2 separate regions of the Homo sapiens genome follow, and region 1 is linked to region 2. A link is a contact called in ENCODE Hi-C or POLR2A ChIA-PET data. All regions are on one chromosome and are shown on one strand. Each heading gives the region's core, a stretch centred on a gene start or an enhancer-like site at or near the end of the contact. The rest is flanking DNA. Distances are from core to core; before and after follow the strand shown. Region 1 holds the start of STRBP (spermatid perinuclear RNA binding protein). Region 2 holds the start of RAB14 (RAB14, member RAS oncogene family).

What was found. A loop is a pair of places that touch in the nucleus more often than their neighbours do. ChIA-PET counts read pairs that join two places held with the same protein, here RNA polymerase II (POLR2A). Pooled maps may share reads with other maps.
Region 1: a pooled map shows a loop between it and region 2 (9-fold over the local background). The contact joins the promoter of STRBP here to the promoter of RAB14 in region 2. A Hi-C loop is called at or near these places in 1 of 168 maps with a recorded cell type or tissue (dorsolateral prefrontal cortex) and 9 of 50 pooled maps. POLR2A ChIA-PET finds 5 or more read pairs at or near these places in 1 of 52 experiments (activated T-cell).

The regions. Positions count from the first base shown.
Region 1 is chr9:123,267,196-123,269,975 of GRCh38, reverse strand. STRBP (spermatid perinuclear RNA binding protein) reads left to right here and starts at 1,390. Exons shown (of 19, transcript NM_018387.5): 1 at 1,390-1,540. RefSeq lists silencers at 965-1,444, 1,615-1,664 and an enhancer at 1,064-1,564.
Region 2 is chr9:121,200,526-121,203,225 of GRCh38, reverse strand. It overlaps RAB14 (RAB14, member RAS oncogene family), which reads left to right and starts at 1,357. Exons shown (of 8, transcript NM_016322.4): 1 at 1,357-1,587. It also overlaps a transcript of GSN not described here and the pseudogene RN7SL181P. RefSeq lists enhancers at 776-935, 1,206-1,425, 1,244-1,743 and silencers at 1,436-1,905, 1,926-2,175.

The sequences.
Region 1 (2,780 bases), core at 141-2,640, 2.1 Mb before region 2:
ACTCAGGCTCCTACACACCTGGGCATACTCTGGAAACAACAGTACTGTAGTTCTGTGTGGCTGGAGGGTCACATTGGCCTGAAGGAGGGGCAAAGGGAAGGGCGTGCACCTTGAAGCTTAAGGCCAGATCACCAAGGCCTTTTCAGTTGAAATTGGGTTTTTTACACTTTATTCTGTGAATGAAACAGAGCTGTTAAAATATTTGAGCCTGGTGTGTTAGAAAGATGAAAAGGGGCCCCAAGGGGGCTGTTGTGGGGAGTCCCTCCTCAACCCCTGGGCTGTTCAAGGTCCTCTGTCTTGGCACTGAGTGGTCAGGTCGTTTCTGCTCCAGGCTGGGAATTGTCTTAGGGCAAAGACATTGTCTCATTTGCCAGTGCATCCCTGCAGCCTGCAAACCCCCCGGTATACAGCAGGGACTGTATACTGGCAAGCAGAATGCTGGGCACCAAGAACTTGAGGCCAGGGACTGTAGAATAGAAAGCGAACCTTTAATTCTTCCCCAGCGCCGCCCCTGGCACAGAGCTGGTAGGTGTTCAGCCAAAGTCTGACCCAACCATAAGGAGGTCAGAGAGGTCCTGGGCCCAAACTCAATCCCAGCGAGGTTCATTATAGGCAGGTGAAGGAGAGGTGATTGTAGCAGCTTCTGTTCAGCGACTGCTGTGTGCCAGGATTCACACCTATTGTCTTATGCCATCTCCCCAACAGCTCCTAAATTGGAATTATTGTCCCAGTTTTCCTGATGAGGAAACTGAGGCTCAGAACGGTTCTTGGTAACTTGGCCAAGGTCACACAGCCAGCAAGTAGGTGGGCGGTGGCACAAGTCAAAGCCTACTGGCCTGCCCCTCTACCTCGGGAGGCAGTGCGACGCCTACTCCATTTGTGTGGCTGCTGGGGTTGGGGGGCATCCCGCACTGGGGTGCGGGGCCCGGGGAAGGCGGCTAGCCGCCGCGGCTCGGCGCAGCTCCCAGGTTCGGAAGTTACGAAGTTTCCGTGCATTTCGCTAGCCTCCCAGCGCAGCTCGTCTCCGCTCCGCCGCAGTTACGCCGCTAGCGCAGCGGGGCTCAGGTGCTGCAGCGAGCGGGGGCCTGGGGCCGGGAGGAAGGCGGGGACGCAGTTTACGTAAGCGTCCGCTGGCAGGTGCATAAGGCCGCCGGCGGCGAGTGCTCCCTGCGCGCTCCCAGGTGCGCACTTGGCGCAGGCGGCGGCACAGCAAGGCGGCGGCGGGCGCTGGCCGGCGCTCTCAGGTGCGGCAGGACGCGCGTGGAGGGGGCGCGCGGCGAACGAGGGGGCGGGCTTTCCGTTCCCCAGCAGCCGCGGGGCCCGCCCCCTGGCCTGGCCAATGGGCGCGCTCGACGGTGTCACGTGCTCGCTGCCGCCGCTGCCGCCGCCGAAGCGGAGACCGGAGCCGCGAGCGCCACCAGGGCAGCAGCCGCCGCAGCCGCCGCCGCTGGGCAGAGGAGCCGGAGACGCGAGCGGGCGAGGTGGCGGCGGCGGCGGAGCGGGAGCGGGTACCGGGCGCGGGCAGAGCGCGGCGGCGCGGGTAGGCTCCGGCGGCGGGGCGGGCGCCTGCGCGGCGGGCCGTCCCGGGCGGGCGGCGGTTAAGGCGGCGGTTGAGGCGGTTGGCGGAGCCGGCCCGGGCCCCGCATTGTTTGTTGTGCGTCCTTAGCAGCGGCGGCGGCGGTGGCGGCCGAGGCGGAGAGCAGGGAGCAATCCCGGCCCCGCGGCTCCGGCATTGTGGCCGCCGCCGCCGCCGCTGCGGTGCCCCGGCCGCTTCGGGCAAGGGCAGCGGGCAGCCTTCCTCACCTTCGCGGGGACGGGGTCCCGGCCGATCAGGGGAGGGCGTGGGCAGGGTTGGGGGACGCGGTGCCGGGAGGTCTTCCGGGACGGAGGGCTCGGGGCTCGGGGCAGGTGTTGGAGGACATTGGGGGCAGGAGCTGGGGAGAGGCTTCGGGGGGCAGGCGGAAGGTGTGGGCAGATTTGGGGGTAAATAGGGGTGCAGAGGGATCCGGCCCAATGGAGGAGGAGAGCCTTCAGGCAGGTTTGGGGGGCCCCCTGGGCCAGGCGAGTGCGAGATGGAGGACATTCCGTCCGGTGGGGGGGGGCACTATATTGTGGGGTTCAAGAGGGAATGAGGGGGCTTTTGGGGAGGGCAGGGACGAGTGGGGTGGGAATGGAGGGAGAAGACTGGGGACTCGAGCAGGACTGGAAGGAGCGCTGCGTGCCAGGGGCAGGGAGTGGGGCGGGTATTAGGAAGGCCACCGGGACGCCCGTGAAGGGGAACGATGGAGGAGGGGGTCGGGGCAGGGGGAAGTGAGGGCAGGCAGGGAGCGCCTGAAAGGGAGGGAGGGGAGCAGGGTGCCTAGGCTTCTGGGGTGATAGGGAAATGAAGGGTAGGCCCAGGGGCTCCAGGAGACCTGCGAGGGGTGTGAGGGAGTGTGTGGCCAGGTGTATAGGGGAGCCTGCAGGGAGGCGGGAGGGGGTTGACATGTAAGGATAAAAAGGCAGGTATCTGGTGCTCAGGGAAGAGGAGTATGGGGTGGAAGGGGGAAGTTCATTGGGGCAGAGACTTAGTTTGAGGGCTTGCAGAGAGAGGTGGGGACAGTAGGAGAAGGGTGATGGGGATGGAGAGCAGGAGGTGTGTGGGGCATTTAAAGGATAGCGGGAGAAGTGCGTGAAATGGAGGGTGTTTATGCAGGAAGTATGGAAGAAGGTGGGATCAGCAAGAGAGGGAATTTTGAGGTAGGACGGAGGGTGAGGGGTTCTTGGCAAGTGTTGGAGGA
Region 2 (2,700 bases), core at 108-2,607:
CTGGGCTCAAGCGATCCTCTCTCCTCAGCCTCCCCAGTAGCTAGGATTACAGGCGCAGACTACCAGCCCTCCTTGCTTACGTTCCTTTTTTTTTTTTTTTTGAGACAGTCTCGCTCTGTTGCCCAGGCTGGAGCGCAGTGGCGCGATCTCGGCTCACTGCAAGCTCCGCCTCCCGGGTTCACGCCGTTCTCTTGCCTCAGCCTCCCGAGTAGCTGGGACTACAGGCGCCCGCCACCACGCCCGGCTAATTTTTTTGTATTTTTAGTAGAGACGGGGTTTCACCGTGTTAGCCAAGATGGTCTCGATCTCCTGACCTCGTGATCCGCCCGTCGTGGCCTCCCAAAGTGCTGGGATTACAGGCGTGAGCCACCGCGCCCGGCCGGCTTACATTCTTTTAAAGTCAGAAGAAAAAAATGAACTTTCAGGTCAGAGAAAATATTTTGTTATATAATATTGATACGTCATGTTTATATCAATGCAGTTGTAAAATATGTTAAATATTTATACATATATTTAACTTACATGTGTGTGAAATATATGTGTGTGTGTAATGTACAAGCCACAAGGCAAAAGTGCTCAGGGTCCAAGAAAGTCAAAACGTGTCCCTGCACCCGAAAAGCACGAAACCTTCTGGGGCAGTGATTATGGCAGAGCAAGTTGGAAGATGGCAGGTGGTAGACAAATTGTGAAAAATATCACATTTCTCTCACCCTGTCAAAGGCAACCCCAAAGTGAAGTCAAAATAGAGATGAAATGCAGGGTCACTTCCTAGCTGCGTGATCTTGGACAAGAGAGTTGACCAACCTGAGCCTCAGTTTCTCCATGGATACAATGGGGATGCGTGCCTCCGACGTTTGTTGGACAGGACCGGTATATACGAAGCATACAGCGGTATATACAGTAAATGCCCCCATAAATACACGTTGAATGAATGCAGTAAATGCATGCTTAGCATGGTGGCCAGTATACGGTAAGCGTCCAATAAGTGGTAAATGTTGGCTTTAAAAATTGTTCAAAAGTCTCCACGAGCGACAACCCTAGTTCTCCAAGACGCAGGCGCACCCCACCAGGTTCCACGCAGACCTGCGCAGTAGCTCCCCCAAGAGGCGAGGACACGCGACTGCGCTTGCGCATACGCGCTTTCCACCTTCCCTCCGGGCGCGAGCGCCCGTGGGGCGGGCCTCAGCGGCGGCGCGACAAGTCCAGAGGTGAGGGCTGAGGAAGGGGCGTGGCTAGCGGGCTGGCCTCAGCCACCCTCTTCCGGGCTCCGCCAGCTGCGCGCGCATCTTCTCCCCCTTCTTTTGTGGTCCGGCCCATTGCGAGGGTGACAGGAAACCCTGTGCAGGGAGCGCCGCCATCTTGGACCAGCCCGAGGAAGATACTGAGGGAGCACAGGAGCAGTCACCGCTGCCACTGCTACTGCCGCTACTGCTGCCGGCGCGTCTGCACCTCTCGGCCTGCCAGTGTACCTGCCGGCGCCTCGGTCGACCGCCCCCGCCCCCTCTCCCGCTGCGTCCGCACTCCTGTTCCTGGTCCTGACGCCCCCCTCCCGCCCGGAAAGCTGCCCAGCCACCAGCAACCCCCCAGGTAACCCGGGCCTTCCGTAGTGTCCGGCCGGCTGATACCTCCTCGCGCCGGGTTCTTCAGAGGGGCGTGTGTGGGGACGGTGGAGACTGGGCCGCAGGCGGGCGGCGCCCCGGGGCCAGGCCCCGTCAGGCCGTGGCTAGCCCGTGGGTCGGCGGTGAGCGCCGCGGCGCCGGCCTGACAGGACTCCTGGGCGGGGGCGGAGGTGTCCCCTGCGCGGCTCCGGCCTGAGCCTCCTGCCCTCCCCAACCGGCGGGGCGCTCCGAGGCGTGCAGGGAAGGGTGTGTTCCGGCCTCGCCTTCCCCGCCTTCTCGGCGCGGCTGGGCAGGACCGCATCTCCCGCGGGCCCCCCTCTCGCCGCTGTTCCCCGCGGCCGCAGCCCGCCCCCGCAGGGTGTACCCACGCGTGCCGCGCCGCCCTGCAGCCCGCAAGCCCCAGACGTGGCGGTCCCGTCCCGTAGGCCGCGTCTGGCTCTGAGTACAAAGGCAGCTCTTCGCAGCCCTCTTGGCGTCTCGGGGCAGCTCCGGTGTCCTTGTCGATGTGGGGAGCCCGGCCCTGCAGCCGGGCCGGGCCGGGGCCGGGGTCTGGGTCTGTGCGCCTGTGCTTGCGATGTCCTGGTTTTGGTGCGTTCCTGTGAGGCCCGTGGACAGCCTCTACGGCCCTGAACCTACAGAGCATCTAGAAATAAGAGAAAGTTGTGGCATTTCTAGAATCTAAGAGAAGACGACAGAGCTGGAGTGTTTTAAGCGTTTTAACTGTGGGCCAGGTACATATTTATGTATTTTTGTACCTATTTATCTTGCCCCGCGTAGCCCTCGGAGATAAGTTGTCTCCACTTCATAAGTGAGGAAACTGAGGCCTAAAGTTGTGATGTGTGTCTGGCTGTTGATGGTACATTACAAACTGGCTTCGGCTCACACTGTGGCTGGTGGTTTCTGTACTACATTCAAAAATTAGGCTAGGGTTACAGACATGACCATTTATAATGTAGTTACAACTTTATTCCTTTTTTACTGTGTTCGCATTGGATGACAGCTGATTACCCTTTTATGACCTAAAGTCCATAAAGTCAACCACTACACTGGCAAATCCTCATGCTTACAAACCCCAAAGGAG